4 separate regions of the Homo sapiens genome follow, and regions 2, 3 and 4 are each linked to region 1. Evidence: chromatin loops called from intact Hi-C (ENCODE). Cell type or tissue: gastrocnemius medialis. All regions are shown on one strand. Region 1 overlaps OTOF (otoferlin). Region 2 has its middle 19 kb from the start of SLC35F6. Region 3 overlaps SELENOI (selenoprotein I). Region 4 overlaps CIMIP2C (ciliary microtubule inner protein 2C).

The links. Peaks named below come from ENCODE experiments on the same cell type or tissue, not always from the same donor. Only the 100,000 strongest peaks of a DNase experiment are listed, where the experiment ranks them.
Region 2: it touches region 1 in a loop (5-fold over the local background); 14 of 110 quality-filtered maps call a loop at or near these places.
Region 3: a loop joins it to region 1, with 8 times the contacts of the local background. A loop is called at or near these places in 2 of 110 quality-filtered maps.
Region 4: it touches region 1 in a loop (9-fold over the local background); 42 of 110 quality-filtered maps call a loop at or near these places.

What each region holds. Positions count from the first base shown.
Region 1 is chr2:26,500,844-26,505,843 of GRCh38, forward strand. OTOF (otoferlin) reads right to left here. Exons shown (of 47, transcript NM_194248.3): 6 at 2,929-3,002; 7 at 1,457-1,583; 8 at 911-965. Among named protein-coding and RNA genes, the nearest start is that of OTOF, 55 kb to the right of the region's middle. RefSeq lists a silencer at 2,867-2,996 and an enhancer at 4,793-5,000. In gastrocnemius medialis, a CTCF peak has its summit at 2,695 (motif pointing right); DNase peaks (open chromatin) are centred at 2,458 and 2,758; H3K4me3 peaks cover 772 bases; H3K27ac peaks cover 214 bases.
Region 2 is chr2:26,743,211-26,748,210 of GRCh38, forward strand. No RefSeq gene overlaps it. Among named protein-coding and RNA genes, the nearest start is that of SLC35F6, 19 kb to the right of the region's middle. In gastrocnemius medialis, CTCF peaks have their summits at 2,707 (motif pointing left) and 2,906; a DNase peak (open chromatin) is centred at 2,719.
Region 3 is chr2:26,356,629-26,361,628 of GRCh38, forward strand. The region is part of intron 1 of SELENOI (selenoprotein I); the gene reads left to right. Among named protein-coding and RNA genes, the nearest start is that of ADGRF3, 12 kb to the left of the region's middle. In gastrocnemius medialis, no CTCF peak of the experiment used is centred here; no DNase peak of the experiment used is centred here.
Region 4 is chr2:26,575,839-26,580,838 of GRCh38, forward strand. CIMIP2C (ciliary microtubule inner protein 2C) reads left to right here. Exons shown (of 4, transcript NM_001105519.3): 2 at 64-337; 3 at 1,678-1,790; 4 at 3,456-3,686. The coding sequence ends at 3,600. Among named protein-coding and RNA genes, the nearest start is that of CIMIP2C, 16 kb to the left of the region's middle. RefSeq lists an enhancer at 420-994. In gastrocnemius medialis, a CTCF peak has its summit at 2,172 (motif pointing left); a DNase peak (open chromatin) is centred at 2,133.

The DNA.
Region 1 (5,000 bases):
TGGAACTAGGCATCAGAGATAAAGCTCTACCCTGGTAGATGGGGCTCACTCTGATTCTGGGGCCTGGTGCTGATACCCAGACCGAACATCCCCAGGACAGAAGTGCAGTGGCAGCCAGGTGAGATCTCTTGCAAGCCCTGTCCCCTCTGAGCAGCCAGCATTCTAACTCAATCCTAGGAAAGCCCAGCAGTCTTCTGATTTATAGCTGAGTCCTGTTAGCCTCCAAGGGAGGGTCTGGAGCAATGGAGGGTCCCTGGGCCCTTCCTGAGAGATGGTGTCCCAGCAGCCACCAGACATGCTCATCACCTGTCCTGCCTGCACTGTTGGCCACATTCACATTCTTACAGCTGTCAACCTCTCTTTGTCTCAGTCTTTTGTCTCTGGTCTTAGAAGCACACAAATAAAAAAGTTGTGTTAATCTCAGAAAATACAGAGAAGCAAAAAGAAGAAAAAAATCACTCACAGTCTCACCATCCAGAGATAAACAGAATCGTCATTACTTCCAGCAATCAAATAATACAAAACAACAATTTAAAAATCATGCCAGGAAAACTTTCTTCAAAGGCCCTTATTTTAACTGTTTGAATACTTTTTTGTAGTTCTTGGTCTCTTTATGGTTTTTCTAGGTGCTTCTCACTTTATGAAGTCCAATACTGAACATGAAATACTGGAAGGGCTTTGATTAGCATAGGCAGAGTTCTCAAGCTTTTCTTTGGGTTTGTATCTCTCTACTGATGATACTTCTAGGAATGCCTCCCAGGAACAAGCTTACTTTGGGAACTTATATTCAGCTTGTTGTTCTCTATGACCCCTGGATCCATGCCTCAGTATAGTGGATAATGCACATCCGGCTAGAATCCCCCACTAGAGCAGAGTCTGAAAGACATGAGGCCTCCAGGTGCCCACCTACCTGGTAATCCATGGGCCGCCCAGCACTTGGCTCCATCTTAATGTCTGGCTTAGATCTGAGGAAGAGAATGTACCATCAGGCCTGGGGTATGGGGACTGCTTGTTGGGGAGGAGGACACTGGCAGTGGTTAGACCTGGGAGTGGGCAGAGGGACAGAATCATGGTCTTTAAACACTCAAGCACTGCCAAGAATAGTGAGGATTAGTTGTCTTCAGAGGCCTCAACACAGAGAACTAATCAAAGGCAGAAGTAACAGAGAGACAGACATGGGGTCAATAGGTTCAAATATGGGGTGGGCAGGTCTGTGGCTTCCTTGGGCTGGGAGGTATTCAAGGACCTGAGAACAGGCCTGCAGCTGCTGTGCTCTGCTTTTGCAGGGAGAGAGGTGAGAAAAACACCCAAGGAAAAGCAGAAAAGGGTAAGGTTAGGTTAGGAAGAAGCCGTCCATGAGCCCTGATTCTTCCCTACCCAAATTCCAATCATGGCAAGCCAGGTCCTGCCTGACAGGGTGGGGGCAGCTGGGGTTGCAGGGCTCCCGTCCACTCACCGCTTGTTGGAGACATTAGTGGTGAGAGCTGTGACTGAGGCTAGAGACACCGAGTCGGGATCCAGTCCATCTCCTAGCCGAATGGCCAGATGGTCAAGGTCTTCCATCTCCAGCACCGCCGGTTCATCTGGGGAAGATGAAAGACTGGTTAGGTGGGCTGACTGATGGTGAGATAGTGACCATTTCTCCTTTTACTCTGGCATCCAGAAAGCTGAGAGTTAAATTCGAGGTTTACTTAGTTGCTACCGCTTAGAATATTATGGCCTGAATAACTGCAGTGTTTTTCTACCTAATCCCGATCTTGGATTTGAATGGCCATTATGTCTGGTCTTGCCTTTTTATTTTAATTGAATGCTCTTTTATTGTATACCACTTACTTAGGCACTGAATATCTCTTATGGAAGAAGGTAGGGAATAAAGAATCCATACTTTTGCACCTCTCAATAAATAGCTACCATTTGTTGGGTGGATACTCTCTGTTCCAGGCACAACACCAGGACTTTACATGACTATCTCTAGTCCTTAGAGCTGTGCCCTGCCAAGATGGGCGTTATTCTCATGTCACAGGTACAGAAACGAAGGCTTAGGAAGTAACTTATCCATATCAAACAGCTGATGGAATTCAGAACCTAATGCATTGGTGTGTATTCATCTAATGAGATGCAGACATGTGGATTCCGAACAGCCACCCAAGGATGCTGGGTTTGGTCCTCAGCCAGCAGCTGTACTCTCTCCATTTAAGAAGGTGAAGGGCACGGCTGGAATTGGCATGGGGGCAAGAGGGTGGGGGAGAGAGCCTGAGGGCCAGTAGGCCACAGAGGGGATGCTGGGGGAGGGCAGCCGGGAGCCCCGATGGTGGGCCCGTGATGGAGAAGATGGCCCCCTCCCAGCTCCCCTGTCCTCTCCATTTCTCCCCTTGTCTTCCTCCAGGCCTCCCGCCTCCTCTGCAGCAGCTGTCTTCCCCTCTCCAGTCGCTCCTCCGGGAGGGCCCAGTGCCACCTGCTGCTCCAGCCTCCCAGGCCCGGCCCTGCCGCGCCCTCCAGCGGCCCCAGGACCTCCCCAAAGGCCAGGCTGCAGCCTGGTGAGAGCGCTTGGGCGAGGCCTGCCGCCGACCCCGTACTAGTGGGACAACGGTTTCCCCCCAGAAATAGGGAGTTGGCCAAACAGCGTTTCTTGATGGATATTCTCTGCTCTAATTAAAACACTGGGCTTCTGCGTGAAGAAGGAAGAACCGGGAGCAACGAGGGCGGGAGGAGCCTTGTAACCAGGCACCCCCGACAGAGGGCGCTGCCCGTTTCCCTCCCTCGGCCCTAGGGCGTCTCCTTCCTAGAGGGCCACGCATCACTGGGTGGGGCCTGGCCCTGGGACGACCTATCCCAGGAGGGCCTTTTGGCAGCCGGGCAGGGGCTGGAAAGCGGCGGGAGGGCGCCGCGAGGCGCGGGGCTGCGGGGCTCACGCGGCACCTGTCCTACCTGGTCTTTGGGGCTCCTCCTTGTGAGACCGGTTTTTGCCGAGCTTCATGGCGGAGAACACGCTCCTCCCGGCTCTGTGAGGGGGGCCACCAGAATGAGGTGCAGGGAGAGGGACGCATGGAGGAAAACACACAAACACAGAAGAGCCAAACATGAGAGAACACATCAGAGAAGGGAGATGGACCCGGCCCCTCACCTACTGGTCCCGAGACAGATCGGGATCTGTCTTCCCAAATTGGGAGCCAGGAGGGGGAATCAGGGCAGTGAGAGACCCCTCCACTTCCGCCTTTGCCATCCTTTCACACACGGAGGAGAGGGATGGGGTCCCCAGCAAGCAGGGAACGTGGTCTTGAGCCGGAAAGAGCCGTTTTAACTGGAGCTCCTCTGGGTCTTGGACTTTTCAGTCTGATCCCAGCCCCTCAGTCTAGTCTCCTCAGAGCTCCGAGCCCTGCCAGTGTCCCCACGCTCATCCTCCCCGGCTCAGCTGGTTGGAGAGAAAGCCCGAGGACTGGAGACAGAGCATCAGAACGGCGGGGCAGGGACCAGAGAGGACTCAGGGGCAGAGGCCGATGAGGAGATGGGAGATGTGGTTGAAACGAGCTGTTCAGTTCTCAGATGGCCCTGGTGCTCAAAGCCTGACTTGTCTTTCTCCAACCTCTCCGTGTTCTGGGATGCTCCTTGGTCCCCATGAAAAAGGGGGAGATAGGCCCTTTCCCATCTATCTTCGGTCCTGGATTTTGCCCCTTCTACCTGTCCCCTCTCACTGCCAAATTCCCCTTTCCCCCAACCCCAGGAACTTATGGCAGGCTCCATAGTTCCTACCTCTTCCTCTGGCTTGCTGCGACCTTGTGCCCCCAGGTGAAGGGCCTTGCAGTCAGCGGGGCTGAGGAAAAGGGGCAGGGGTCCTCACTGTCCTTCAGTGATGTCCCTGCAGCCGAGCCTGTGGTTCCTGGCACCAGGAAGCCCCAGGAGCAGGATCAGCAGAGGGTAAAGTGCAGTGTTCCATTACCCCATCCATATTGCATGAGTGGATACCTGACTCTCTCCACTTCCCGTTCTCCCTCCTCCTGGGTATGGCCCCATCATCCTGTAGGTCCAGGTGGAGCCAGGTGTAGGCTCCAACCTGGAGCTCGCTTACAGCAGAGTCCACCCTTTTTGGGTCACACATCTCCCTGTGGAGGCTTGACTATGGTTTCTAAGACCCCAGATCCTTGTTCTTTATGCTGGGCAATAGGAGGTTGGGGAAAACCTTTCTGTCCTCAGGCAGATGACCTAGAAACCTCAAGCCCCTCTCCTCAGGATTGTGGGGCCAATCTTATTCCCCAAACCTGGCCCTATCCCAACCCCAGGACCTTTCTTTACTGTTCATATGCAGGACAAAGCACGTTCATATCCCAGTGAGGGAGCAATTGAGAATCACCCTTTTCACGTGGCAGCAGCTCACAATTTAGGGAACATTAGCATGTTCTTTGAATTCCTAAAAAGGAATGGAAGAAGGCTGATGTGTCTGCACTCTTCAGTAGCATACCATCTGAAATACGACAATGAGAAGAAAGGGAAAGAAAGAGGCTCTAAAATCAAAGCTGATGCCTTTGGAATTATTTTCAAAAGCTTCCTCCCTTCTGATGGGGGAGGTGAGTTACACACACACACACACACACACAGACACACACACACACACATACAGGCCAAAAAGAGACTACATAGGGCCAAAGGCCTTTCTAGATGTCTGCAATGTCTGCAGATGTCTGCTCATTTCATCTTCCTGGCAATCCTCTGAGGGCCACATACTTCTCCTCATTCAACCAATAAAAAGACTGAGGCTCAGAGAGGGGACAATAATCGCGAGGTCACACGGTGAGTGGCAGAACTGGGATTGAAGCAGAAAGCTCCTGTGTTCTAGGCCAGCAATATTTTTACTGCATCTCAGGTCCTTTGCCTCGATGCCGTAGGACTGCACTTTTCTGTGGGCAAGAATCCCATCCATTCCTGACCATTTGGGATTTTAGCTAAAAGGCCCCAGGGCTGGCACCCATAGGTACAGGTATGGTCTGTGTGCCAGCATAGTTTAC
Region 2 (5,000 bases), 240 kb after region 1:
ATGGCATTCAGACAAAGCCTCATGTTCATGAGGAGACCCTGAAAGCAGTCAGGAAGTCAGCCGAGGTCCCCAGGGGACACCTGCAGCAGGGCCATGAAGGATGACATGGTTCCCCTTCCCTGCCTCAGTCAGCACAGAGCAGAACAAATCCTCATGCAAGATTTGGCCAGAGCTGGAAGGAGCCCCAGAGGCATCTCAGCCTGCCTCATTTCACCCCTAGGGAAACTGAGGCCTGATAAGGACCCAGGAGGCGGTCATGACCATCTGTACTTTCAGTTGCCATAAGAGACCAACAATCCGGGAGCGATCGGGACAGGTGAGCCAAGGAGGTCCGCAGCAGGGGCAGGGGTATGTGTGGGTACTGTTACAAAGGGCATAGGCCTAGCTCACTACCTCCCCTATTCTCACAGCGCAAGAGACACTCTGAGGCCTGTTGCCCGAGGGGCCTGCGGGCCAAGTTCAGATGATCTAATACAAGGAAGAAAACCACTACCTCTGTTGAGTTTCTATCAGATGCCAGGCAGGAATCACCATGCCCAACTTACAGGTGAGGCCCAAGTGGCTGAGTGACTTGTCTGAGGTCGCCCAGGAGGTAAGGAGCAGAGCTTGGACTGCAAATGCAATGTTCTCCCACTCCACCTCCTTCCCCTCAGACCTAGAGGCCGCCCTGCTACTGCTATTTGCTTTGGGATAGTGTTGCCCTACCTGCCTGCTCAGCCTGCACCCCTGAGGTAGGGCCCTGTGGCCCCTGAGCCAGCTCCCTCCCATCCATGCTCTGGGGTCTTTCCATGTCCTTGTCATCCCCCAGCCCCTGCTGGAGGGCTGAAGCAGCTGGAACTGCTTTTTCCCACCAGGCCTGTCAGGACCAAGTCACCAGACCTACTCTCTCGAGAATCACTGCGTAATGGCCACTGGGAATCTGCATTTTAACAGGAAAGTTCTGGAAGCACTGTTTTGGAGAAATAAAGACTGGGATCTGCTGCTCTCAGGAAAGACTTTAGTTCTGTTTTTGAGGAAGGAAAACCAATTTCCACTCTATTCCACTAGGGCCAAAGCCAGCTGATATGCCCCCTTGATGGAATTAACAAGGAGCCTCTTCCAGGAGGTACAACCTCATGTGGTGGGCAAAGAGCCCCTTTCCGTGGGGGGATAAAAAGATTTCCCTTCCTATAAGCACATAGTTCCAAGATTCCTTCAGCTGAGAAAGTGAGGAAGAAGTGCAGAGGCCTGAGGCAGACACTCCTCCCACTTGGTCACTTTCACTCCGGAGAAGAGTGTCCCACTGCAGCATTTATCCTGCCGGCACCCCTCCCCACTAACACCAATCTCTGCTCTGGAGAAAAGGTCGCTTTGCCCGGAGTCGCTAAAAATCACACATTAACAGCCCTAGTGGTTTCCAGCAGTTTCAATGCTGGCTTCAGCCAGAAATGTCTTAAAAAGGCCACCCGCTCTTTTTAATCCATAGCATTTATATTTTATAACATTTAAACAGAACCATTTTAAGGCAAAGATACATAGGACTTTCCTCACATGTCCACATAAAAAGGAAAAACCAGGAGATATCTATTAGGTTGGTGCAAAAGTAATTGCGGTGTTTGCCGTACATTAGACAACTAGGGAATTCTTTCTGAGCCCAGCAATGATCAGCTCCTACAGAGTACCGCTGCCTCACACGGGGGATCTCCCTCCTCCAAGAAGCCCTCGTGCCTACCCTCTGGGCTAGGAGCCTGGATATCAAGCCCCAAGAAAAGGTGTCCTCTGTAGAGGCAGCTTCCCCGTTACCCATAGACATAACAGCTACATTTACTGAGCTTTCTAATGTTTCAAGAACAAACACTATTAAAAGAATGACAATCAATATCACAGGTGACAGAATTACCCCATTTTACAGATGGGAACAAGCTCAGAGAGGTCAACAGACCTGCCCGCCCCTGATTCCACAGCCCATGCCCTTCATGGCTCTCTGCCCCAGCCAAGGCCTCCCCAGCTCACAGGGAGGCTGAAACCTCCTGCCAGCCTGCAGTCTTGCCAGCCTCTTACGCTAGGCCACCCTGCCCTCCTGGTTGAGGGCACTTGACTGTGTCCTCCACCATCTGACTCCTGGAGAAACTCAGCCCTCAGCACCTCTTTTTGTTTTATGCAGCTCCCTGAATCACACCCTTTTTGATGCTTTCTTTTTTTTTTTTAATAGAGATGGGGGTGCCAGGTGGGGTGGTTCATGCCTGTAATCTCAGAATTTTGGGAGGCGGAGGCGGGTGGATCACTTGAGGTCAGGAGTTTGAGACCAGCCTGGCCAACGTGGTGAAACCCCGTCTCTACTAAAAATACAAAAAAAAAATTAGCCGGGCATGGTGGCACAGGCCTGTAATCCCAGCTACCTGGGAGGCTTAGACAGGAGAATCCCTTGAACCCGGGAGGCAGAGGTTGCAGTGAGCCGGGATTGCACCACTGCACTCCAGCCTGGGCAAGGAGCAACACTTCGTCTCTAAATAAATAAATAGAGATAAGGGACTTGCTATATCACCCAGGCTGGTCTCTAACTCCTGGGCTCAAGCAATCCCCCTACCTCGGCCTCCCAAAGTGCTGGGATTACAGAAGTGACCTTTTTGATACTTTCAATATTAAAATTCCCTCCAGTGACACCCATCATTTGTAAAAGCTGGATGGGCCCAGCCTCATCTCACTTTGGAAGCAGGGTCAGAGCGCCATCTGGTGGCTGTCTAGTGAGCCTTGTATTGGCTGAGCAGCAGAATCAGAGCCTGAGATCTGGAAGGCCCCTAGGAGTCAGGTGGTCCAGCAGAGGTTCAGAGATGGGAAGTAACCCACCTAAAGGCACATGGCAAATTAGAATCCATCTCCAGGACCATAACCCAGCGTTTGGGCAATAAGACTGTGCTTTTCGAATTCCCCTGGTGTTTCGGAGAAGCTGCATATCTGGAGCCATATCTGATAGTTGTGAAGTGCAAGTAGAGACAGTCCTATTCTCAAGGTGCACCATCTTCCTGGCGTGGCATCCTTTATTCTGCTTATCATTTTGAATAGGTCAATTTACACATGGTATAAAATTCAAAAGGCACAAAAAGGATATGCAGTGAAAAGTGAGTCTCTCACACCCTAGCCCTCTACCACACAATTATCACTTTCCACATCTCCACCCAGAGATTTTCTCTATATTTACAAGTATAAAATATACATATATTTTAGCTTTTACATAAATAGTAGCATATCATACGCAAGGATTTTTCTTTTCTTTTTTTTTTTTAGACAGGATCTCACTCTGTCACCCAGCCTGGAGTGCATTGTAGTGGTGTGATCTTGGCTTACTGCAACCTCCAACTCCCAGGCTCAAGTAATCCTCTCACCTCAGCCTCCCAAGTAGCTGGGACTAAAAGTGCATGCCAGTATACCTGGCTAAATTTTGTGTTTTTTTGTAGAGACAGGATCTTGCCATGTTGCCTAGGCTGGTCTCGAACTCCTGCATTCAAGCGATCTGCCCACCGTGACTTCCCAAAGTGCTAGGATTACTGGCGTGAGCCACTGTGCCCGACCTTACATGGGGCTCTTAACAACACATCTTGGAGATCATTGTCCATCGCACATGAAGAGCATCGTCATTCCTTTGTAAAGCAATACTGTATTCCCTGCATGGCAGTACATGGAGGCGCCATAACGTATTTAACTACTCTTCTTTAGATGGAAATGTGGGTGGTTCCCAATTCATTGCTATGAAAAACACGTAGGGAAAACATGTTAGAATAAATTCCTGGAAGTGGAATTGCTACAATTATCAGTTTTCATTTTGGTCTCACAGACCAGAAAACCCAACATAATAAAAGTTTAATTATGTAAGGCCTCATTATCTCATAGCAAACAAGCCTAGAAGACAGTTCATGGGCACATGGTAGCTCCAGGCTGGGAGAAAGGATATGAATATGTTAACTGTATAGATATTACCAAATCGCCCTTCTCAGAGGCTGAACTGTCTTGATTTCCACCATCAGTGTACAGCGTTTCCTTACAGTCAGACCAAGAGCACATTATCATACTTTGTTTGAAATTTCCCAGCTGAACAGGTGAAAATGATACTCATTGGACTTTTATATCACTTTTGCAGGTTCAACCTCCCAGACTCAAGCAATCCTCCCACCTCAGACTCCCAAGTAGCTGGGACTACAGATACATGCCACCACACCCAGCTAATTTTGTTGATTTTTTTGTAGAGATACCCTTCTCACTTTGTTGCCTAAACTGGTCTCCTGGGCCCAAGCAATACTCCCATCTAAGCCTCCCAAAGTGCTAGGATTACAGGCATGAGCCACCATGCTCGGTCTTATATTTTTTTCTCTCTCTGTTTTTTTTTTTTCACAGGGTCTCACTTAGTTGCCCCAGCTGGAATGCAGTGGTGCAGTCTTAGCTTACTGCTGCCTCTGTCTCTTGGGTTCAAGTGATTCTCTTGCCTCAGCCTCCCTAGTAGCTAGCACTGCAGGTGTGTGTCGCCACACCCGGCTAATGTATTTCTCTTATTATGAGCACTGTTGAGCATCTTTCCTGGGCCTAAGAGGTACTTCTTTCCCCATGGATTGTCTCGTTATATTCATTGTCCATCTTGCTTTTGTGTTTTTGGCCTTGTTTGTATTGATTTTTTGTTAACAGCTTTATTAAGATACAGTCCACATACCATAAAATTCACCCATATGAAATGTACAATTCAGTGGTTTTAGTATGTTTACAGGGCTGTGCAACTGTCATCACAATCTAATTTTAGAACATTTTGTCTCCCTTTCAAAAGAAATCCAGTACCCATTAGCAATCACCCCCACCATGCATATACCATACACCTCCATGCCTCCCCCACCAAACACCCCCACACCTAAGCAATCACTAATCAACTCTCTGTCTCCATAGTTTTGCCTATTCTGAACATTTCATATAAATGGAATTATACAATATGTGGTCATTTGTGGCTGGCTTCTTTCACTTCACATAATGGCTTCAAGGTT
Region 3 (5,000 bases), 140 kb before region 1:
TAATTGTCACTTGCCTGATAAACTATAATAGTTTCTAACTGGTCTCTAGTTTGTACTTTACCCCCTTCAAGTCCATTTTCTACATCATGTTCAGAATGGTCCTCTTAAGGACCATTTTTTGTTCTTAGAATAAAATCCAACTCCCTGTGGTCCTGCCAGGTGATGTCTGCCCACCTTTCCAGTCTCATTTTATATCACCCTTCTTTATGATGCTGGAGCTCCATTGGCCTTCCTTCAGCATTTCTGATACTTCTGTTGGTGGTCTTTGTACATGTTATTGTTCTCCTGCCTTGAAGGTGTTTCTTGGCATGTATTACATCCCTACCTCCACACACACACACACGTGAGTCATACAGTCTTTCGTTTTCTCTCTCTTTTCCTTTTTAGGTAAAAATTACATATAAATACTGTAATACATTAAGATCTTAAGTGTATAATTTACTGCTTTATTACATGTGTATATACCCATGTAACCACCACCCAGCTCAAGATACAGAATTATTTCTAGTGCCTCAGAAGGTCCCCATCAGTCCCTCTCACCAAACTACTGTTAGGACTTCTTTTGCCATAAATCAATTCTGTTTTTGAACTTCATATAAGTGGAATCTATGAAAGCACATTGTCTTTAGCCTTCCACTCACTACTGTGTCTCATACATTCTTTACCTGACTGCCTTCTCATCTAGGACTCAGCTTAAATGTCGCCTTCTAGAAGCTGCCTCTGACCACTCTGACTAGGCACACTTCCTGCTCCACTTGTTCTCTTCTTTTTTGGGAGCTGGTTACCATCTTTACTAGCCTCCTAAGGCTGCCATAAAAATTACCACACACTGAGTGGCTTTAAACAACAGAATTTTAATTCTCTCATAGTTACGGAGGCTAGAAGTGTAGAAAAACAAGGTATTGGCAGAGCCACACACCCTCCAAAAGCTCTAGGCGAGAATCCTTCCTTGCCTCTATTTCAGCTTCCAGTAGCTCCTGGCCTGCCTGGGCCTGTGGCAGCGTAACTCCAAGCTTGCCCTCCCTCTTCATATGGCCTTCTTCCCTGTGTTTCTGTCCCCTTGTCCTCTTCTTACATAATACTCGGATAATTCCCTTTGTAGTATTTATCACAAATTGTGTACATGTGGTTATTTTTTAAGGGGTGTGGGGAGCAGTGTCTTGCTTTGTTGCTGATATGCTTTGGCTGTGCCCCCACCCAAATCTCACCTTGAATTGTAGCTCCCATAATTCCCACGAATTGTGGGAGGGACCCATTCGGAGAAATTGAACCATGGGGGCGGTTTCCTCCATACTGTTTTTGTGGTAGTAAATAAGTCTCATGAGATCTGATGGTTTTATAAGAGGAAACCCCTTTTGCTTGGCTCTCATTCTCTTTGCCTGTCGCCAAGTAAGACATGCCTTTCGCCTTCCACTATGATTGTGAGGCCTCCTCAGCCACATGGAACTGTGAGTCCATTAAACCTGTTTTTCTTTATAAATTACCCAGTCTCAGTGGGGCGCAGTGGCTCACGCCTGCAATCCCAGCACTTTGAGAGCCCAAGACGGGAGGATCTCTTGAGGTCAGGAGTTCAAGACAAGCCTGGCCAACATGGTGAAACCCCATCTCTACTAAAAATACAAAATTTAGCCAGGCTATGGGGTGCACATCTGTGAGGCTGAGGCAGGAGAATCGCTTGAACCTGGGAGGCGGAGGTTGCAGTGAGCCGAGATCGCTGCCACTGTACTCCAGCCTGGTGACAGAGTGAGACTCCGTCTCAAAAGAAGACAAAAACAAAACAAAAAAAACCTTTTATAGCCCAGGCTGGTCTCAAACTCCTGGGCTCAAGTGATTCCCCCACCCCACCTCAGCCTCCCAAGGCACTGGGATTACAAGCATGAGCCACAATGCCCGGTCCATAATAGCAGTCTTGAGGGAAATATTTAGAAGGTCTACGTTGATTGGCATTTTTACAGAGACTTAAGTGAAAGCATTATTAGCATGACCAGATTTATATGCTGAGAGTTTTGGTAGGAATAGCTATTTCCTTGGATAACCAAGCCAGGATCAGAAGAAATCTGGAGAGGGCAGAAATGAGTTGACTTTAGCAAGATGAAATGTTAAAACTTTAGATGCAGTATCACACCTGCATTCCAGTAGTCAAGCTCATATTAGCATAGAGAAAGATGGCTTTGCAGTCCACGTGAGAAAGGCCTGAGGGGGTTCAGGTGACTGCAGTATGATTTAGTTGTCCCGGGAATTAATAATATCTTGAGCAGCATAAGTTATCAAGGAAGAGGGGCTTATAGTCATGTTCTGCTTCCTATTCATATACCACTTGAAATGCTCCTTTTGCCCTAGACCACATGTTTGTGTTGATTTAACAACAAATTGGATTGTCTGAAGCAGGGGTTGTCAAACTGAAGCCCCCAGTCTGCCTGTTTTAGTGAATACAGTTTTATTAGAACACCGCCAGCCCCATTTGCTTACATATTTTCTGTGACTGCTTTCCTGTTCCAAGTGTTATGTATTTGTTGCAAAGACCATATGGCCTGCAAAGCCTCAAATATTTACTATATAGACCTTTACAGAAAAAGCTCTCCAACCCCTGGTGTATTAAACTAGACCTAGATAACGAAGGAGACTGAAACCATGGCAAAAAGGAGTATAGGAACAGATGATGAAAAGATTTAGGTGTGACAGGGAGCGCTGTCTTCAAATATTTGAAAGACTGTAGTTTAGAAGAAAAATTAGGCCTGGTGTAGTGGTACTTGCCTGTAATCCTAGAACTTTGGGAGGCTGAGATGGGCAGATCACCTGAGGTCAGGGGTTCAAGACCAGCCTGACCAACATGGTGAAACCGCGACTCTACTAAAAATACAAAAATTAGCCAGGTGTGGTGGCGGGTGCCTGTAATCCCAACTACTCAAGAGGCTGAGGCAGGAGAATCGTTTGAACCCGGGAGGCAGAGGTTGCAGTGAGCTGAGATCACACCACTGCACTCCAGCCTGGGTGACAGAGTGAGACTCTGTCTCAAAAAAAAGAAAAATTAGACTGCTTAACTTGTAGAGCAAAATGAAAACACAGGATAGATGATATAGGGCAGGGGAGGATTTTGTTAGTGTATAGAAAAATTGTTTTAACTTTGAATTGGGTTGCTTCTGGAAGTAATGAGTTGGTGAGTTTTTTTGTTTGTTTTGGTTTTTTGGTGATCTGAGGCCTGTAAAATGAGGCCCGATGACTGTTTTACGTCTTCTCCTAAATGAGGGTCAGATATACAATGGTGTATAAGGTTAGGCATCTCTGAGCTCTGAGGTTTTTCATGGAACGAGTCTATCAAACCCAGCCTGTGGTCCTCAAGCAGTTTTGAGGGCTCTAGCTTACCCTAGCCTGATAGATTGTAGAGCCAAGCAAGTCATGCCAGGTCTTAACTGGATTATCTACCTGGTTCAGGTTTCCTGGTGTTTGCCAAAATGTCACTCCAGTGGAAAATAATACCTTTAACAAACATTAACAAACCCAAATCTAGTCTAGCACCTTTAAAAGTCTGCATTTTATCTTTTTCATGAACATGGAAGGTTCAAGTCATTCTTCTTCTTGTGGGTTCTTAAGACAGTTTAGAGTTTGTTTATTGTGAGTGGTATGTGACCTTGAAAAATACTCAGGTGTGTAAGGCGAGAGCACAGAGTTTTGCTGCCTTCTATAATCTATTAATCTTTCTTCCTGTTTGAACTCATCAGCTGTTATTGAATGTCAAATAATTGAAATCCAATTAGGTAAACTGGCCTCCTTGTGTCAAACTTCTGATCTCCTGAAGTCGAAATTTCATGTTAAAGCTTCAGAATTTTAAAAGCGGAGCTTTTCAAGTCAAAATACCATTCCTTAAAGACGTTCTTTTAGATTAAAGTTAAATTATGGAAAGCTGCTGAATGAAAATGAGCAAACAGTTGAATTAAGAACATTGCACAGTTACTTTGTGCACTATATTAGGTATTCATGTGATATCTTAAACGGTTTTCTTCTGATCTGAACTTACAACTTCTGTGCTTTAAGATGGATGGTGGACTTGAAAGGAGTGATTTTTCATTTTATTTGCCCCGCTGGCTATATTTCGTGGTTCTGGGTGCAGACTTTTGTGAAGTAAAGGAGTGTAGGGCCCTCCTATCTTGTCATTGGCAGCCTGTAGGGGTTCATATTGGTTCCTGGTCCTCAGGTCTGAAGACTTAAATTCAGGCAGTCCTGTCAGTTCAGAACTCTTTCATTCTGCACAGGCTCCAATGGAGTGATATCTATTATGGAAAGGCTTTGTAAACTGTAGACCATCCTGGCCGGCACGGTGGCTTACGCCTGTAATCCCAGCACTTTGGGAGGCCAAGGTGGGTGGGTCACGAGGTCAGGAGATCGAGACCATCCTGGCTAACACGGTGAAACTCCGTCTCTACTAAAAATACAAAAAATTAGCTGGGCGTGGTGGTGGGCGCCTATAGTCCTAGCTACTCAGGAGGCTGAAGCAGGAGAATGGCATGAACCTGGGAGGCGGAGCTTGCAGTGAGCCAAGATCGCGCCACTGCACTCCAGCCTGGGAGACAGAGTGAGACTCCGTCTCAAAAAGTATATGGGAGGATGTGTGTAGGTTATAGACAAATACTGTGCCATTTTATATAAGGGAGTTGAACATCCACAGAGAGTCCTGGGGCCAATTCCCCAAAGATACCGAGGGGCGACTGTATATACTATTTTTTCCTATACATACACACCTGTGATAAAGTTTAGGCACAGTGAGTGATTAACAACAACAACTAAGAATAAAACAACTATAACAATGTACTGTTATTACATTTATGTGAATTTGGTCTCTCTCTCTCAAAACGTCTGTGTGTACTGTACTTACCTATTTTCCGACCCTGGTTGGCTATGGTTAAAATGAAACCTTGGTTAAGTAGGTGACTGCTGTACTAATATAAGTGGGCTCCTGCTGAGAGGCTGGATGCAGCTTTAGAGTTTCTACCTCTGGCCATTAG
Region 4 (5,000 bases), 75 kb after region 1:
CTTGGAACAGGCCTGGGGCCCTTCACTGATCTGTGGCTCCACCACCCCCACCGTGATCGGCAGGTACCAGGGCCACGTCCCCACTGTGGCCTTCTCCTTTGGCGCTCCCTACGGCACCACCACCCTCAAGTACTTCCAGGACCACCGCAACAGAGCCATGGAGAAGAGCCACACTCCCTTCAGCCAAGGCGGCCATTTCCCCACCATCTTCTCCACCAACCCCAACCTCCTGCTGATGGAGCGCGCCAGCACCCGGGACCGCTGGCTGCACAAGCCCAGCTACACTCGCTTCAACCTGGACAGCCATCGCTCCACAGAGCTTACGAATTTCTACCAGGTAAGCTGTGTGGGGCTGCCCTGTGGCCTCCCCTCCTGCCCACCTGCCCCCACCACGGGAAGGGAGTGATGGCCAGGGGCCAGGGGGAGACCTCGCACCTGCCACAGTGTCTTGATTTCCTTTCTCAGAGCCCCTGAGCCAGCAGAGAGCATGGTGGGCTTGGCTAAAGGGAGTAAGGAGGCTCAGGACTTTGCCCCTCTGATCTCTCCCCACCTCCCGGGGCTTCAGGACCCCCAACTCCTGCTCACTCCCACTGCCAGTGGAGCTAGGGGTCTCTAGGGACCTGTCTCTAGGCTCCTGCCCTTACCTTCTGCCCCCTGGAGTCTCTTGGATCTGTGGAATGCCATATATTTTGTAGGTGAGTATAAGGTCTAAGATCCACCCACCAGATGAATAACACACGAGCAAAGGCCCCACTACAGCCCCCAGCCCCAGTTCCAGCCCCACGGCATTTATCCACCTGTGTCCTGGAGCCTGCTCACCCCTCCCTGCCCTGCAGCCCCCTGGGGGCATGCTCTGAGTCACTCTCAGCCCCAGCCTGGGCGAGACTGCCCTGCAGGGAGTGAGCTCGAGGAAGGGGACCCACCCACACCCCTGTTGTTCTTGTCCTGCTGTTCAGGCTGGTAAAGCCTCCCTGGATGTGGTTCAGACACATCCCCAGAGACCACAGGTGCATGGGCCTGAGCTGGCCCTTATGCCCTTGGCAGGGATAAGGGTTCATTCTCTCCTGTGTTCCCAAAACCTTACTCTCTCCATCACCTTCTCTCACAAGCCTCCCCCTCTAGCCTGATTGCAAGGACAAGGTGTGTCCTGGCCCCAGGGCAGAGAACTTGTATGAGTAAAGCAGCTTCCTCGGGAGAGGAGGAGGTTGATGCCACCAGCCTCTGAGCCATGTGCGACCATCTCAGGGGGTCTGCCAAAGCCTCTCCCTCCATCTTGGCGCTCAACAGAACATGCCCCGTACAGTGGGGAAGGAGAGGGGGGAGGAAACACAGGCCAGGCGGACATGGTGCCTGTGTGCACAGCAGGTGTGCGTACGCCTGCGGGGCTGGGTTTTTGTACTCAGTCTGAGCTTGTCCCTTGTCTTGTTTACTCTCCATAGCAAAGCTGGTCTGGTGGGTGTCGTTATTCCCATTAGGCAGATGAGAAGTCGTGACTCAGTGAGGACACCCAGCTGGTTGGCAATTGAGTTGGGGCCCCAGCAACTCCGGGACTCCTCCGGGGGCATTAGGGGAGGTGGCCCCCAACCCTGCCCAGGTGCAGCGAGGCATGGACTGCAGGTGCCTGTGGTCAGTCCTGTGCACTAACAACCTGTCATCTCTTCCTTGATTGAACCATAGATGGTCCAGCAGCATCGGAAGTACTATCAAGACAAGACGGGCACAGTGCCTCGAGTCCCCTACTTTGCGATGCCCGTGAGGGAGCCGGAACGGTACCCCCTCCCCACCGTCCTGTGAGTGCCTGCCCTCCCTTCATCTACGCAGTCAAGAAACGCACCCATGGGGCACCTGCTCTCGGCCAGGCATGCACAGCACACAGACTGAGAAATGAGTTGAGGATCTTGCCCTAAAACGTGCAGTGCAGAGAGTGATGGTTACAGAGCAAGGGGGTCAGGGCATTGGCAGCCTCAGGGGGGATGGTGGTAGCCTGAATGGGCGAATCAGGAAGAGTGCTTTCCCGGCCAGATGCACTGGGAGTTTGGGAGAAGCTCCGTAAGCTTAGTGGGCCTGAATCTGCGGACTGATGCCCCGCCTGCAAAGGCAGCCTGGCAGCTACACTAGTCCTAACGTGGGCGCCGATGCAGAGCGCAGTAAGGAGCTGCTGCCCTCTGGTGGATACAGAGGGCACTACACCGAGCAGGAATCTCCCCCGGTCCCGTTCACATTTGGAAAATGTTCTCCTAAGGACTTTCTGTCCATCTAACTAAATAGGAAAGTTCCTTGCCTCCTGCCCCTCTCTGCTTTTATCTAGGAGAGCTCCTTTCTCCAGGGAAGGCCCACTCTGCCCTGAAAGATGACTTGGGTACTGTGGTTTCTGTGCTCTCTCCTTCCTGAAGCGCAGGCAGGGGGATCATTGGCTCACACGAGGTGTCCTGGAGTGGGGTAGGGTGGTGGGTGGTGCCTGGCCTGGGAGGTCAGTGGATAGAGCTTGGGATTTAGCTCCATGCCAACCACTCCCGGCTTGCCTCAGAGTCCTAAGATTCACCATCATCCTTACTGATAAAACAGCATCTGTTTTCATAAGTTTAATGGTTTTTAAAGAAACAGGCTTCACTGCATCTAAAAGTTCCTTTTTGCAAGTCAGACAGGATCATTTTACAAAAAAGGGAACGTGAGGCTCATTGATCGCCTGGGGAACTTGTGCTGCGTGGCCTGGATGGTTGGAGGCAGAGCTTGGAAAGGAAGCAGCATCTCCCATCACCACCTCTAGGACTCGGGGGCTCTCTCTAATCTTGGAATGGCTCTGAGCCAGTCCATCCCTAGAGTATAGTGGGACTCTCCTGGGGACAGGTATCCTCTTGAGATGGCTCTGGCCAGGATCTGCCCCCCATCCCCATCACTGTGGGGAGAGCGGGACATCTCAACTCTGTTCCTTCTTCAGGTTGCCTGGCCACTTGCACTGCTGCTGACAGTTTCACAACGAACGCAAAGGGCCAACCAGGTGGTTGGGAGAAGAGGGTCAGTGACAGGCCTGGGGCAAGCCCCTCCCTCCCGGAATCCCCTCCATCAGCACCATCACCATTTCTTAGAACATTTGTTGTGTGTTTACTCCTTGTCCAGAGCTTCACATGCATTACTGCATTTATTCCTCAAGTCAAAGCTAAGAGGGGGATACCACCACTGGGCCATTCTTAAATATGCACACTTCTAGCAGGAGTTAGGACCAGAGTCCGTCCCAGGTCTGTCTGACATCTGTGTCCTCACTCTTAACCACTGTGCCATTATGTAAATACAGGTTATTCCCACCCCAAGTCCAGGGGGACTTATCAGGTGTTAAACTGACGAGTAGCCGGCAGGTCAGCTTGAGCTGGAAAGTGGGCACGTGGGGCTGTGGGTGGGCACGCACCACCTTCCTTCCCTGGCACACTGCATAACACCAGTCCCATCCTCACCCCTAGGCCTCCTCTGTGCCCAAAGAAGAAGTGGCACCTTTTAAGACTAGCCCCCGAGAACCTGAAGACCTACCAGACCTTCCCATCAGGGAAGAGGGTCTCTCCACAGGAGCGGAAAAAGAGAGACTGCTACTTTGAGTTCAGAGCATGAGACTTTTAGTTCAGAGCAGAGCCTGATGCCTGAGATCCTGGGTCGTGACCAGCCTGGCTTGCTTGGAATAAAATCTTTAGCCATGACCATGCTACCCATCTCTCCTCTGGATCCCAGGGACACTCGGCCACAGCAGGAAATGCCCCCTGAAGGTCACACAGCATTGTGTCCTGAGGGCCTGCGGAAAGCTCTGTCCCAGGGACTCAAGCCAAGGAAAAGTGGTGTCCGGCTACCTGGCAGGTCCAGCTACCTTCTCCCCAAGGTGGGGCAAATGGAGTTGAGGAATGTAGGGTTCCCTAGTCTTAGTGGCAGGTCACTCAGGTACAGAGACCTCCCACCAGATTCCACTGGTATAAGCAAGGAAGTCCAATTGCGCCGGTCTAAGAATGAAGGGGAAATGACCCCAGAATAATTGCACTGGGTGTGATTGGAAAGGAATTTTCATCAGAGCCCTGACTTGGCGTCGTTTTGTCCACACGATCACTTGTGAGGGAAGAGGTGTTATTATCCCCACTTTACTGATAAAGATATTGAGGCTCAGAGAAGGTGAGAAAGTTGCCCAAGCTTACATAGTTGGGAAGTAACACAGCCAGAATTTGAATTCAGGTCTTTCTGACTCCCAAGCCCTGGTTTTTCCACGACACAGCCTGCTTGTGGTCCATGTGGAGACTGAGGGGCGGGGAAGACATAAACCTGGGGATCCTGAAGGAGTCTGTGGAGGGCGGAGCCTGGGAGAAGAAGCTGTGTGCAGCAGGCACCTTCTGCATTCTGCCTAGGCTGGCTTGGTAGGGTGGATGCAGCATCTACCCCTGAAGCTGTTTCTAGAAGACGATGGGAGGGAATGACCTAGGACCAGACAACTCTTCCAGGAATCCCTATGTTTCGGGGCCCCAGGCCGGAAGTGGATGCTGGGCATGGGTGCTGAAGCCACATGCCTGGGGTGGTCTTTGAGGGTCTGGAGGGTCTGCTCCCACAAGGCTGCTGCTTCCTACCTCCCAGGAGGCTCCTGCCTGCTGGGGCAGGGGTGGGACGGGGGTGAGAGCCCCTCAGTGACAGGATCTGGGATGGGGACCTTAGACCAAGGCGGGGACCTTCTCCAACATTCCAGCACCTCTTAGATTTGATCAAGGGCCCTCCATTAAGGGACAAGGCCCTTATTGTCCTTCAATGGGTGAATCAGGACCTAACTGCAAGGGGAACACAGCCCGGTTCAAGTACACCTGGGGCTGAAGCAGCCCCTCCTCTGTAGCCAGCGATTAGACACCTCCCCCAGGACAGTGTAAATAAGAAAAACCCAATGGGGGGCTTCTTCTGTGTCTCAAAGTCCCTGAGGAGCTGGACCCCAAAGGCTGTCTGTGGTGGCCAAATTCATTCCAGGGCTTGGCTGAATAGCAAAGCAA